Linked DNA regions of Homo sapiens: region 2 is linked to region 1. A link is a contact called in ENCODE Hi-C data. All regions are on one chromosome and are shown on one strand. The core of a region is the stretch at or near the end of the contact, and the rest is flanking DNA. Distances in the headings are between cores, read along the strand shown. Region 1 holds the start of IMMT (inner membrane mitochondrial protein). Region 2 holds the start of GGCX (gamma-glutamyl carboxylase).

Region 1 (6,132 bases), core at 445-2,944:
AGCCAAGGGTGTTAGAAAAGTCATCACACGGGCACCACATGACTGAAGCAGGATGAAAGCGTTCACTGGCATTAAGAAGTTCAAAGACAAGGGTGTTAGAAAAGTCATCACACCGGCACCACTGGGCATGACAGCAGTGGGCAGGGAGGCAGCAATTCAATTGCTAAAATTACTAAAGAAAACGGGAGACTGCTCTGGAAGCTAAGTGAAAGAGATATGAAACATATGTAATTACTGTAGTCCCCTAAAAACCATAGAACATAGAACATATACAAACATAACTATTGCTTTCAGATAATTTTCAAGTCCATCTCTCCATGCTACAAGTCATAGCGCAGTCTACCTCTAGAGAGAATACATATTGTAATAAATTACCCAGTTAAGACTTGGAATACTTTGCAAATCCAATAGAAGATAGAAAAGTTAGTTTCCACGATATTGCAATAAGATGCTAATAGTATTAATACGAACATATTAATTCTGGAGTATACATGGAGTATTAATACCATGCTTAATATTTAACGTGTTTTATTTTGATTACAGAATCAATGGAATACTTTTGTTTTTTGAGACAGAGTTTCGCTCTTGTTGCCCAGGCTGGAGTGCAATGGCGTGATCTCGGCTCACTGCAACCTCCGCCTCCCGGGCTCAAGCAATTCTCCTGCCTCAGCCTCCCGAGTAGCTGGGATTACAGGCACCCGCCACCATGCCCAGCTAATTTTTTGTATTTTTAGTAAAGACGGGGTTTCACTATTTTGGCCAGGCTGGTCTCGAATTCCTGACCTCAGGCGATCCACCCGCCTTGGCCTCCCAAAGTGCTGGGATTACAGGCGTGAGTCATAGCTCCTGGCCCTACTTTTCTTTTTAAATTTTTTGTTTGTTTATTTTTCTATATAGAGACGAGGTCTCACTGTGTTGCCCAGCCTGGTATCGAACCTCTGGGCTCAAGCGATCCTCCCGCTTCGGCCTCCCGAAGTACTGGGATTACAAGCGTGAGCCACCGCGCCCTGCCCAGTGGAATACTTTCAACGGTGCTTCTGCATTGACTTCCCATCTTCCAACCCATCCACAAACTGCAGCCAAAATGATGTTACTACAGTAACAACTTGGAGAAAGCAGTGTGGCTTAATCTGGAAGGAGCAGAAGCTGTGGAGTCCAAAGGACCCGTGTTCCTATCCTTGTTGTGCCACTTGACACGTTTAGCACAAGGGTCCCCACAGTGTTAGTTCACCGTCTCCAGCAATCACTATGACTCCCTGGAGGGCTGTCAAACGAAACAAAGGCGCAAACTGAGACAATTCCATTGTTTACGTAACTTTCGCCAAATCGGCTCCTTCCTACGAAATATCCAGCTCATAGAGCAGGCTGAGATGCTTTGTTGCTTTAATTCTCTTTAAGAGTCACAGCTGTCCATTTTCCACGTGCGGCTGAAGAATGGATTTCAGAGCGCTCTCCCTCCGGCAGTGTTCACCTAGTAACCCCTTCCGGATAAGGACCTGCAGCCCGGGCGCGACCCGGAAAGGGAATCCGCCCTTTTCGCCTCCTTCGCGCCAATCGCCTGGAGTTGGCGTTTCCGCAGCCGGGACACAGCCCACCCTCTAAGAGCCGCGGAGTCGGGGACGGTAGAAGGGGCCGCGCGTGCGCAGTGGCGTCCGCTGTGCTTCCGGTGCGCCGGGCGCGGACGCGGGCACGCACACACGCAAGCACGCCTCCACTTAACTCGCGCCGCCGCGGCAGCTCGAGTCCACCAGCAGCGCCGTCCGCTTGACCGAGATGCTGCGGGCCTGTCAGTTATCGGGTGTGACCGCCGCCGCCCAGGTGAGCACTGGGGCTCCCGGAGGCGCGTGAGGAGGCTGAACTAGAACCGTCAGCGAAAAACGGGGGAGCCTTGGTCGCTGCCTAGCCTCCAGGACAAAGGCGAGCCTCAGGGCCACCCTCGTCGGGAGAGGCCCGGGCGGGCAGCTAGGCAGCCACCAGGGAGTTCGCCGGACTGGGATGACTTGAGGTTATTGCAGCAGCGGGGTGGGGTGTGGAGAGTAGCGGGAGGCGCGGCTTCGTGGGCATGTAGTCCAATCAGGGCCGCGCTGCCCCCGTCCAGGACCAATCCTGGCTGCTGGCGTCTGGGTCGCCGGTTGGGCGCGCGATAGGTTTTCAGTGCTGAAGGTCGACGGGCGAGAACTACAGTTCCCGTCAGGACGAGCGGAGCGGCGGCTTGTTGCATCCTTAATAAGGAGGTGCCTGGACTTCTAGCGAGAGTCCACATTTTAGGGGTCAAGGTTGTAATTATCTGGGAGGGAGTGCCTTTCTTTTCGCAGCTGAGAACACTTCTGAGTTATTCTTAATCCAAACAAAAGCGAAAGATTTTCATTTGTGGAGCTGAAACTCCTGGTCTTCAAGGAAAGACAGGAGTCATGACCTTGTGGCTCATTTCTGAGATTAGGGCAGGGATCTGTGTCTCCAGGCGCTGGGACTACTTTGACATTCAAGGAGCCTAAATACCCAGTTACTTCTAGTTTTGCGTAATTGCCAAAGTTACTTTCTAAAATTGAAAATTAAAAAGCCTGTTTCCACTGCTCATGATTTTCAGGAAGTTGATATTTTGGCAAAATGTAGATAGCAAACCAAGTACTGTGACTCAAGCAGTAATTGAACAGAATCCCTAGGAATAGTGAGTTAGAGATCATAAAAGTCAAGCTTTGTTTTTTCAAGTTCGCTTCTCTTCCTATTTGCTGCTAGGTAACAGAAGCAGCCCCTTCCATAGGAAAGTGGAACGAACCTGTGTTAGTTTTCTATTGCTGCGTAACAAATACCACAAATTTAGCAGCTTAAAACAACACCCATGAATGACCTTACGGGTTCTGTAGGATAGAAGTCTGGGCACGGATGATCTGTGTTCTCCGCTCCAGGTCACATAAGGCTGCAAAGTATTAGCCATGCTGTGGTTCTCATTTGGAGATCAGGGTCCTCTTCCAGGCTCATGCAGTTTGTTGGCAGAATTCAGTCCCTTGCAGTTACAGGACTGAAGTACTTCTTTTCTTGCTGCCTCTTGCCAGCCACTGCTCCCAGCTTCTACAGCCTGCCTACAGTTCCTTGCCTCAAGGCCTCTAGAGGCCATTCATAACATTGATGTTTGCTTTCGTGCAGGCTACCAGGAGCTTGCCTCTCTGACTTCCAAATTTCTTTTACTTTGGTCTTTCCTCTCTAGACCCAGATTTAAAAGGCTTATGTGATTAGACCAGGCCCACCTGGATGACCTCCTTTTCAGTTAATTCAGAGTCAACTTTTTGGGATCCCATTTGGGAATTAAGAAAACTAATTAAAACTTGGTAATAAAAAATGAACCCTTTTATAGCTCTGAATCAAGATGTCTAAGCTTCTTGAAATTGCTGTCTTGTAAAATTCTTTGGTTTATTCTCACCATCTCCTTAATTCTGTAGCATTTGACATTGCTGCTTTATGAGGCTCTTTGTACTTTTGGCTTCTCTCAAGTAATATTTTGGGTCCCATCTCTCTTGTTTTCCTTTACTGAGTCTGCTTCTGCTTTGTACCTCGAAATATACACCTTCTCATCTCTTCCTGTCTCTTTATAGACTCTCTAATTTGAGATTACATCAACTCTCAGAACTTTAATCCCCAAGCAGGTGACTCTCTAGCCTCGTCGTATTTGATTGTATCAACGTATCCAGAATATCTCACTTGTCAAGATCCTTTCCACTTTATTAAACCCCATCTTTCTTTTTTTTTTTTTGGATACGGAGTCTCACTTTGTCACCCAGGCTGGAGTGCAGTGGCACAGTCATGGCTCACTGCAGCCTTGACCTCCTGAGCGCAAGCAATCCTCTTACCTCAGCCTCCTGAGTAGCTGGGACCACAGGCATGTGCCACCATCCCTGGCTAATTTTTTAAAAAATTTTTGTAGAGACGGAGTCTCTCTGTGTTGGCCAGGCTGGTCTCGAACTCCTGGGCTCAAATGATCCTCCCACTTCTGCCTCCCAAAATGCTGGGAATATAGGCACGAGCCACCGTGCCCAGCCAACCCCATCTTCTTAAATGTCTTACTGCTTTTACTGTTCCCTCCTAGAGTCCATTCTTTACTCTAGGAGGGAATAGTAAAAGCAGTAAGACATTTAGTAAAAGGCTTTTTAAAAGGCAAACATGAGGTCATGCTCTTTGGAGACATCGCATCACATTCAAAATAAAATCTAAACTGCTTACCATGGGCCCTTGATCTGACTCTTCTCATATTTCATTTTTCTACTGCCTCACTCAGATTCTCCTGGTAATCTCCAGCATGTGCCTCACTGCCTTTTCATCAGGTGTTTCTTTTGCCCTGAACTCTTCTCACAGGTTTGCTTAACTTATTCCCTTCAGTTAATTTCTCAAATGTCACCTTCCCTTCAGAGAGGGCATCCTGATCCAAAATAGAATTCTGACTACTCTTGCCTTCCTTGTATCACTATATCTTTACCCCATCCTACTTTGTTATACTTTGTAGCTCCTAGCACTACCTGATGTTATAATGTGTATTTATTACACAGTTTCCACCTTTAAAAAGTAAGCTCCACAATGGAACTGTGTCCATATTTACTGCTGTATTTCCAGTATTAACAATAGTCCCTGGCTCCAAGTAGATGCTCAGTGAATGTTTATGACATATATAAATGAAAGAATGAATGTGTTCATGAATTTTTTTTTAATTTAAAAAGATTTTTTAGAGATGGGGTCTCATTATGTTTCCCAGGCTGGTCTTCAGCTTCTGGGCTCAAGTGATATGCCCACCTCGGCCTCCCAAAGTGGAATTTTTCTTAATCTGTGTAAGTGGATGTGACCTCCCTTTAAACATCCCATAGATTTTCAAACCTCTGATTATATATTCAGATTCTCCAGAGAAACAGAAACAATAAGGGTGTGTGTGTGTGTGTAGAGATAGGGTCTCATTCTGTTGCCCAGGCTGGAGTACAGCAGTGTGATCATAACTCATTGCAGTCTCAATCTCCTGGGCTTAAGCGATCCTCCCACCTCACCTCCTGAGTAGCTGGGACTACAGGCTTATGCCACCATGCCCAGCCAATGTTTTGGACTTTTAGTAGAGATGGGATCTCGCAATGTTGTTCCAGCTCATTTTGAACTTCTGGGCTCAAGCAATATCCCCACCTTCTCCTCCCCAAAGTGCTGGGATTACAGGCGTGAGCCATAGTGCCCAGCCTAGGAAGATTTATTATTTATTTATTAATTTTTTTTGAGATGGAGTCTTGCTCTGTCACCCAGGCTGGAGTGCAGTGGCGCCATTTCAGCACACTGCAAGCTCCGCCTCCCGGGTTCATGCCATTCTCCTGCCTCAGCCTCCCAAGTAGCTGGGACTACAGGCGCCTGCCACCACGCCTAATTTTTTTTTTTTTTTTTTTTTTGTATTTTTAGTAGAGACGGGGTTTCACCGTGTTAGCCAGGATAGTCTCGATCTCCTGACCTTGTGATCCCCCCACCTTGGCCTCCCAAAGTGCTGGGATTACAGGCGTGAGCCACCGCGCCTGGCTGAAAGATTTATTGTAAGGACTCTACTCACACAGTTATGGAGACTGGCAAGTCCAGAATCTGCTGTGTGGTTTGGCAGACTGGAGACCTAGGACAGCCAATATTGCAGTTGCAGTCTGCTGGCCAGCAGCCTGGAAACCCAGGAGAGTGGATGGTGCAGTTTCAGTCTGGAGGCAGTCTGCTAGAGAATTGCCTCTTGCTTTTTGTTGTTTTTGAGCCCTCAACTGATTGAATGAAGCCCACCCATGTTATAGGGCAAATTTTTTTTTTTTTTTTTTTGAGATAGGGTCTTGCTCTGTCACCCAGGCTGGAGTGCATTGGTGCAATCTCAGCTCACTACAACCTCCATCCACCAGACTCAAGCCATCCTCCCACCTCAGCCTCCTGAGTAGCTAGGACTGCAGGCATGCACCACCACACCCAGCTAACTTTTGTATTTTTTTTTCTGTAGAGACAGGCTATATTACCCAGGCTGGTCTCAAACTCCTGGGCTCAAGCAATCCACCCGCCTTTGCCTCCCAAAGTGATGGGATTACAGGAGTGAGCCACCATGCCTGGCCACTAGTTCACCAATTAAAATGTTAATCTCATCCAAAAACA
Region 2 (6,452 bases), core at 2,607-5,106, 630 kb after region 1:
TTGTGCCACTGCACTCCAGCCTGGCGACACAGCGAGACTCCATCTCAAAATAAATAAATAAATTAATTAATTAATTAACAGACTATTCTGGGGGGACAATTTTAGCCTTACAGAAAAACTGAGCAGAAAGTACAGAGAATTCCAGGCTGGGAGTAATGGCTCAAGCCTTTAATCCCAGCACTGTCGGAGGCCAAGGAGGGAGGATCACTTGAGCTCAGGAGTTTGAGACCAGGCTGGGCAAGATGGTGAAACCCCGTCTCTACAAAAAATAAAAAAAATTAGCCAGGCACAGTGGTGCACGCCTGTAGTCCAGCTACTTGGGAGGCTGAGGTTGAAGGATCACTTGAGCCCAGAAGGACAAGGCTGCAGTGAGTCAAGATTGTGACACTGCCCCTCCAGCCTAGGCGACAGAGGGAGACTCTGTCTCAAAAAAAAGAAAAGAAAAAAAAAAAAAGAAGAAGAAGAAAGTACCGAGAGTTCCCATATCCCCCTTCAGGCTCCCCATTTTTCCTATTATTAACTTTTTGCATTAGTGTGGTACATTTGTTACAACTGATGAGCCAGTATTGGTATATTATTAACATAGCCCAGCCGGGCGCGGTGGCTCATGCCTGTAATCTCAGCACTTTGGGAGGCCGAGGCGGGTGGATCGCCTGAGGTCAGGAGTTCAAGACCAGCCTGGTCAACATAGTGAAAACCCATCTCTACTAAAAATACAAAAAATTAGCTGGGCGTGGAAGCGGGTGCCTGTAATCCCAGCTACTCAGGAGGCTGAGGCAGGAGAATCGCTTGAAACTGGGAGGCAGAGGTTGCAGTGAGCCGAGATCGCATCATTGCACTCCAGCCTGGGCAACAAGGGGGAAACTCCGTCTCAAAAAACAAACAAACAAAAAAACATAGTCCATATTGATACATTATAATTAACTAAGTCCATAAGTTACATTAGGCTTTACTCTTTTCCACACACAAGTATGACATGTATCCACCATGACACTATTACATCATACAAAATAGTTTCACTTCTGTAAAACTCCCCTGTGCTCCACCTACCATCCCTTCCTCCCCCCAACTCCACTTCCCTGGCAGTCACTGATCTTTTTATTATCTCCATAGTTTAGCCTTTTCAGAATATCATACAGTTGGGGCCAAACGCACTGCCTCATGCCTGTAATCCCAGCACTTTGGAAGGCTGAGCAGGAGGATTGCTTGAGACCAGAAGTTTAAGACCATCTTGGGCAACATAGCAAGACCTTGACTCAAAAAAATACATATATATATGTCATATGGATGGAATCATAGTTTGTAGTCTTTCCACATTGATTTCTTTCGCTTAGCAATATGAATTTAAGGTTCCTCCATGTTTTCTAATGGCTTGATAGCTTTTTTTTTTTTTCCTTGAGATGGATCCCATTATGTTGCCCCGGCTAGTCTTAAACTCCTGAACTAAAGTGATTGTCTTGCTTCAGCCTCCAGAAAAGCTGGGAATAGCTGAGACTACAGAAACATGCCATTTTTTTTCCTTTGTAGTAGAAGTTAGAAAGCTTTTTTTTTTTTTTGAGATGGAGTCTTGCTCTTTCACCCTGGCTGGAGTACAGTGGCGCAATCTGGGATCACTGCAACCTCTGCCTCCCGGGTTCAACCGATTCTCCTGCCTCAGCCTCCCCAGTAGGTGGGATTACAGGCACGTGCCACCACACCCGGCTAATTTTTGTATTTTTAGTAAAGACGGGGTTTCACCGTATTGGTCAAGCTGGTCTCGAACTCCTGACTTTGTGATCCACCTGCCTCAGCCTCCCAAAGTGCTGGGATTACAGGTGTGAGCCACCGTGCCCGGCCTTTTTTTTTTTTTTTTTTTTTTGAGACAGAGTCTTACTCTGTCACCCAGGCTGGAGTGCAGTGGTTCGATCTTGGATCACTGCAACCTCCACCTCCCGGGTACAAGTGATTCTCCTGTCTCAGCCTTCTGAGTAGCTGGGATTATAGACGCCTGCCACCACACCCGGCTCATTTTTTTTGTATTTTTAGTAGAGACGGGGTTTTACCATGTTGGCGAGGCTGATTTCAAATTGCTGACCTTAAGTGATCCAACCGCCTCGGCCTCCCAAAGTGCTGGAATTACAGGCGTGAGCCACCGCGCCTGGCCTCAAAAAAAAAAATTTTTTTTTTCAGGACGGCGTCTTGCTCTGTCGCCCAGGCTGGAGGGCAGTGGTGCGATCTCGGCTCACTGCAAGCTCTACCTCCTGGGTTCACGCCATTCTCCTGCCTCAGCCTCTCGAGTAGCTGGGACTGCAGGCGCCTGCCACCACGCCCGGATAATTTTTTGTATTTTTAGTAGAGACGGGGTTTCACCGTGTTAGCCAGGATGGTCTCGATCTCCTGACCTCGTGATCCACTCGCCTCGTCCTCCCAAAGTGCTGGGATTACAGGCGTGAGCCACCGCGCCCGGCCAAAAAAATTTCTAATACGGCAAATATTGAAAGATATAATCCACATAAACAAAGCTTTTAGGGTCTTCTATAATTTCTAACACTGTAAATGGTTCCCAAGACCCAACTGTTTGAGAACCGCTTCTCTGGGATGCCTTCTTCTTTTCCTGCTGGCTAATCCCAGTGGAGAGATTTAGGTATTTAATTCTGCTCCAGACTCACCTCTGAGAACCTTCCCTGATGGGCCACACTCTACTCACTGCCCTTGCTCTGTATCCCCTCTTCAGTTATGTTGTTCCTGTTTCCCTGGCTGCTTTTAATTTTCTTTCTTTCTTTTCTTCCCGCCTTTTCTTTTCTTTCTCTTTCTTTTTCGTTTTTTGTTTTTTGAGACGGAGTCTCACTCTGTCGCCCAGGCTGGAGTGCAGTAGCGCGATCTTGGCTCACTGCAACCTCCGCCTCCTAGGTTCAAGCGATTCTCCTGCCTCAGCCTCCCGAGTAGCTGGGATTACAGGCGCACGCCACCATGCCCGGATTATTTTTGTATTTTTAGTACAGACGGGGTTTCACCATGTTGGCCAGGCTGGTCTTTAACTCCTGACTTCAAGTGATCCGCCCGCCTTGGCCTCTCAAAGTGCTGGGATTACAGGCTTGCTGCCGCACCCGGCTTGTTTTTTTTTTTTTTTTTTTTTGAGACGGGGTCTCACTGTGTCCCCCAGGCTGGAGTGCAGTGGTGCGATCACAGCTCCCTGCAGCCTCGAACTACTGGGCTCAAGCGAACCTCCCACCTCAGCCTCCCGAGTAGCTGAAACCACAGGAGCGCGCCACGACACACAGCTAACTTTTTTTTTAGTGTTTTTTCTTTTTTTGTTGTTGCCTTTTTTTTTTTTCTTTATCGATCCTCCCGCATTGGCCTTCCAAACTGTTGGGATTACAAGCGAGAGCAGTGCCCGGCCCCTACTGCTTTGAAACCTCGGTTCTTTGCAGGTCCTGGAAAAGAAAGTGAAGGGGTCGTGCAATGGCTCAAAACCCAGGCAACATTTCCAGGCGCGTCCTCAACTCGGCGTCACTCTGACAAAAAGTTTGCCCTTTGCGCCCGATCCCTCACACCAGAGAGCACCGCAGGGACGCAGGGACGGAGAGGACTAATGGGGTCGGGGAGGACCCAAGGAAGTTGGGGAACTCAGACTCTTTTCAGTGTTTAAAAAGCAGAGGCCCCCTCGGAAGGCATAACAGGCGAGTCTAACAATGCCCCTGGAGATCAACGGCACTAAGGGGTACCTTTGCCCCGCTCCAAGGCTCCTTGTTCCGCCCCCTGCCGCCAAGCAAGGAATCCGGCGCCGCCGGTCGTGGGTAGTATTTACGACAGTGCTGGCGCTTTGCGGCCGGCCGCACAGCCGCTGACGCGTCGGGAGGCGGAGCCTAGGGAAGCAAATTCTCCTGGCGGCCTCCGTTCAGACGCGGCAGCTGTGACCCACCTGCCTCCTCCGCAGAGCAATGGCGGTGTCTGCCGGGTCCGCGCGGACCTCGCCCAGCTCAGGTAGGCTTAGGACCCCGCCCTCCGGCGGAGAGTTCCTAGGAGCGCTGGTCTCAGAGGGGCGGGGGCGGGAGGACGCCCAGTGTCTCCCGGTGAGGCGGGGGGGGGGTCCTCTGTGGGGAAGGGGGCGTGCTGTGAGACATTTGCAGCCTGCGGCTTCTGAATGATGATGACATTCGGGAACACTGCGGTTAGGGGACTGTAGTCTGAGGGGTTCTGGGACATTAGGGGATCGTGGAGAGGGGGCTGCACTGCAGGGATGTTTCCTATAGTCAGATCATTGAGGCAACCTCATTGAGCCGACCCGGGTGGGCGGAAGCTCTGAGCTGTTGGTGCAGTGATTTCTTTGATTTGAGGTGGAGCCCACCCCCGCACACATATTTTCTCCATTTATTGATTGCAGATAAAGTACAGAAAGACAAGGCTGAACTGATCTCAGGGCCCAGGCAGGACAGCCGAATAGGGAAACTCTTGGGTTTTGAGTGGACAGATTTGTCCAGTTGGCGGAGGCTGGTGACCCTGCTGAATCGACCAACGGACCCTGCAAGCTTAGCTGTCTTTCGTTTTCTTTTTGGTGAGTCCAGTTTATGGGTGGGAGCAATTTGGTTGAGAGTGGAGAATGACAATCTCTATTTTTTGGTTGCAAGTAGACTTAGCTCCCTTTTCCTCAGAGCTGAAGACATTGGTATAAAAGAAGAGGTCTTTGCGAAGTTTAGGATTAAACCTGCTTTGTCTCCTACAGTTAGGATTTACTTGGTGGCCAGAAATGCTTTTTTTTTTTTCCTTAGACGGACTTTCGCTCTTGTTGCCCAAGCTGGAGTGCAATGGCGCTATCTCGGCTCACTGTAACCTCCGCCACCCGGGTTAAAGCGATTCTCCTCCCTCAGTCTCCCGAGTAGCTGGGATTACAGGCGCCCACCACCACACCCGGCTAATTTTTTATTTTTTTTGTATGTGTGTTTTTAGTAGAGACGGGGTTTCACCATGTTGGCCAGGCTGGTCTCAAACTCCTGACCTCAGGTGATCCGCCTGCCTCGGCCTCCCAAAGTGCTGGGATTACAGGTGTGAGCCACCGTACCCAGCTAGAAATGCTATATGATATGTAGAGGCGAGGCAGCAGTGACCCATTTTGCTTGTGGCATGAAGTTGCCCAGAAGACTCAGAGAAACAGAGCAGGGGGCCACAGGGACCATACCTTTTGGCTGTGACTCCCTAATCAAGAGCTTCTTAACTGAGGCCGCAGCATGGTGTGCTTGGAATGGTTTACAGATGTGCAGAGATATTAGTCCCCTTAGCCCAGTAGTTCTCAACTGGAGGGAGTTTTGCTCCCTGGGAGACATTTGGCAATGTTTAGAGACATTTTTAGTTGTCACAACTTGGGGGAGGAAGAATAGGTGGCTGCTGGCATCTCTATAGAGGTCAGGGAGTGCTCCTAAATGTCCTGTAGTGCATTGGATAATCCCCTCAATAAATAATTAACCAGCCCAAAATGTGACTAGTCCTGAAGTTGAGAAACCCTGCTTTATCTCAAGCTGGCTTCCTGATCTGAGTAGCCTCTTCTGTTTATTCCCAGGGTGTTGACGAAATGCAACTGTTTTTGGAGTGTGCCAGGAAGCAGAAAAGGTTGAGAAGCACTCCCAGAGCACTTTCTTTCTTTCTTTCTTTCTTTTTTTGAGACGGAGTTTCGATCTTGTTGCCCAGGCTGGAGTGCAATGGTGTGATCTCGGCTCACTGCAACCTCCGCCTCCCAGGTTCAAGTGATTCTCCTGCTTCAGCTTCCCGAGTAGCTGGGATTACAGGCATGCGCCACCACACCTGGCTAATTTTTTTGTATTTTAAGTAGAGACGGGGTTTTTCCATGTTGGTCAGGCTGGTTTCGAACTCCCAACCTCAGGTGATCTGCCCACCTCAGCCTCCTAAAGTGCTGGGATTACAGGCGTGAGCCACCGTGCCTGGCCTCCCAGAGCACTTTCTGAAGCTCAATAGGATGGATCTTTATAGCTGTCAAGACCCTAACAGTTTTTATAGCATTTTGTGCATTTCTGTAATTTAATCCTCTCTGTAGTCCTGTGATGTATTCCCCTTCTCACAAATGGGGAATTGGTTAACCGAGCTGCAGGGGCTGTTCTAGATGGCACAACAGATGTAGTACTGTGCAGAGTAGGCACTCAATAATTAATACTGAATAAATGGCAGAGCCAAGATTAGAAAAGAAGTCTGACCCTGGAGCTGCACACTGTCAACTGTGTTCCACTGTATTCTACTGCTTCCTTAGCTGAGGCCCAATGACCAACTCCCCTATTGCCTTCTTAGGGTTCTTGATGGTGCTAGACATTCCCCAGGAGCGGGGGCTCAGCTCTCTGGACCGGAAATACCTTGATGGGCTGGATGTGTGCCGCTTCCCCTTGCTGGATGCCCTACGCCCACTGCCACTTGACTGGATGTATCTTGTCTACACCATCATGTTTCTGGGTGAGGGGAACTGTGGGAAA

The links. A loop is a pair of places that touch in the nucleus more often than their neighbours do. Pooled maps may share reads with other maps.
Region 2: a map with no recorded cell type shows a loop between it and region 1 (7-fold over the local background). The contact joins the promoter of GGCX here to the promoter of IMMT in region 1. A Hi-C loop is called at or near these places in 1 of 37 single-sample maps with no recorded cell type and 6 of 50 pooled maps.

Annotation. Positions count from the first base shown.
Region 1 is chr2:86,191,024-86,197,155 of GRCh38, reverse strand. IMMT (inner membrane mitochondrial protein) reads left to right here and starts at 1,694. Exons shown (of 15, transcript NM_006839.3): 1 at 1,694-1,818. The coding sequence starts at 1,774. It overlaps MIR4779 (microRNA 4779), which reads left to right and starts at 4,048; the gene lies at 4,048-4,130. RefSeq lists enhancers at 1,704-1,823, 1,844-2,023, 2,144-2,193.
Region 2 is chr2:85,558,897-85,565,348 of GRCh38, reverse strand. It overlaps GGCX (gamma-glutamyl carboxylase), which reads left to right and starts at 3,856. Exons shown (of 15, transcript NM_000821.7): 1 at 3,856-3,963; 2 at 4,364-4,534; 3 at 6,274-6,432. The coding sequence starts at 3,921. RefSeq lists an enhancer at 3,653-3,882.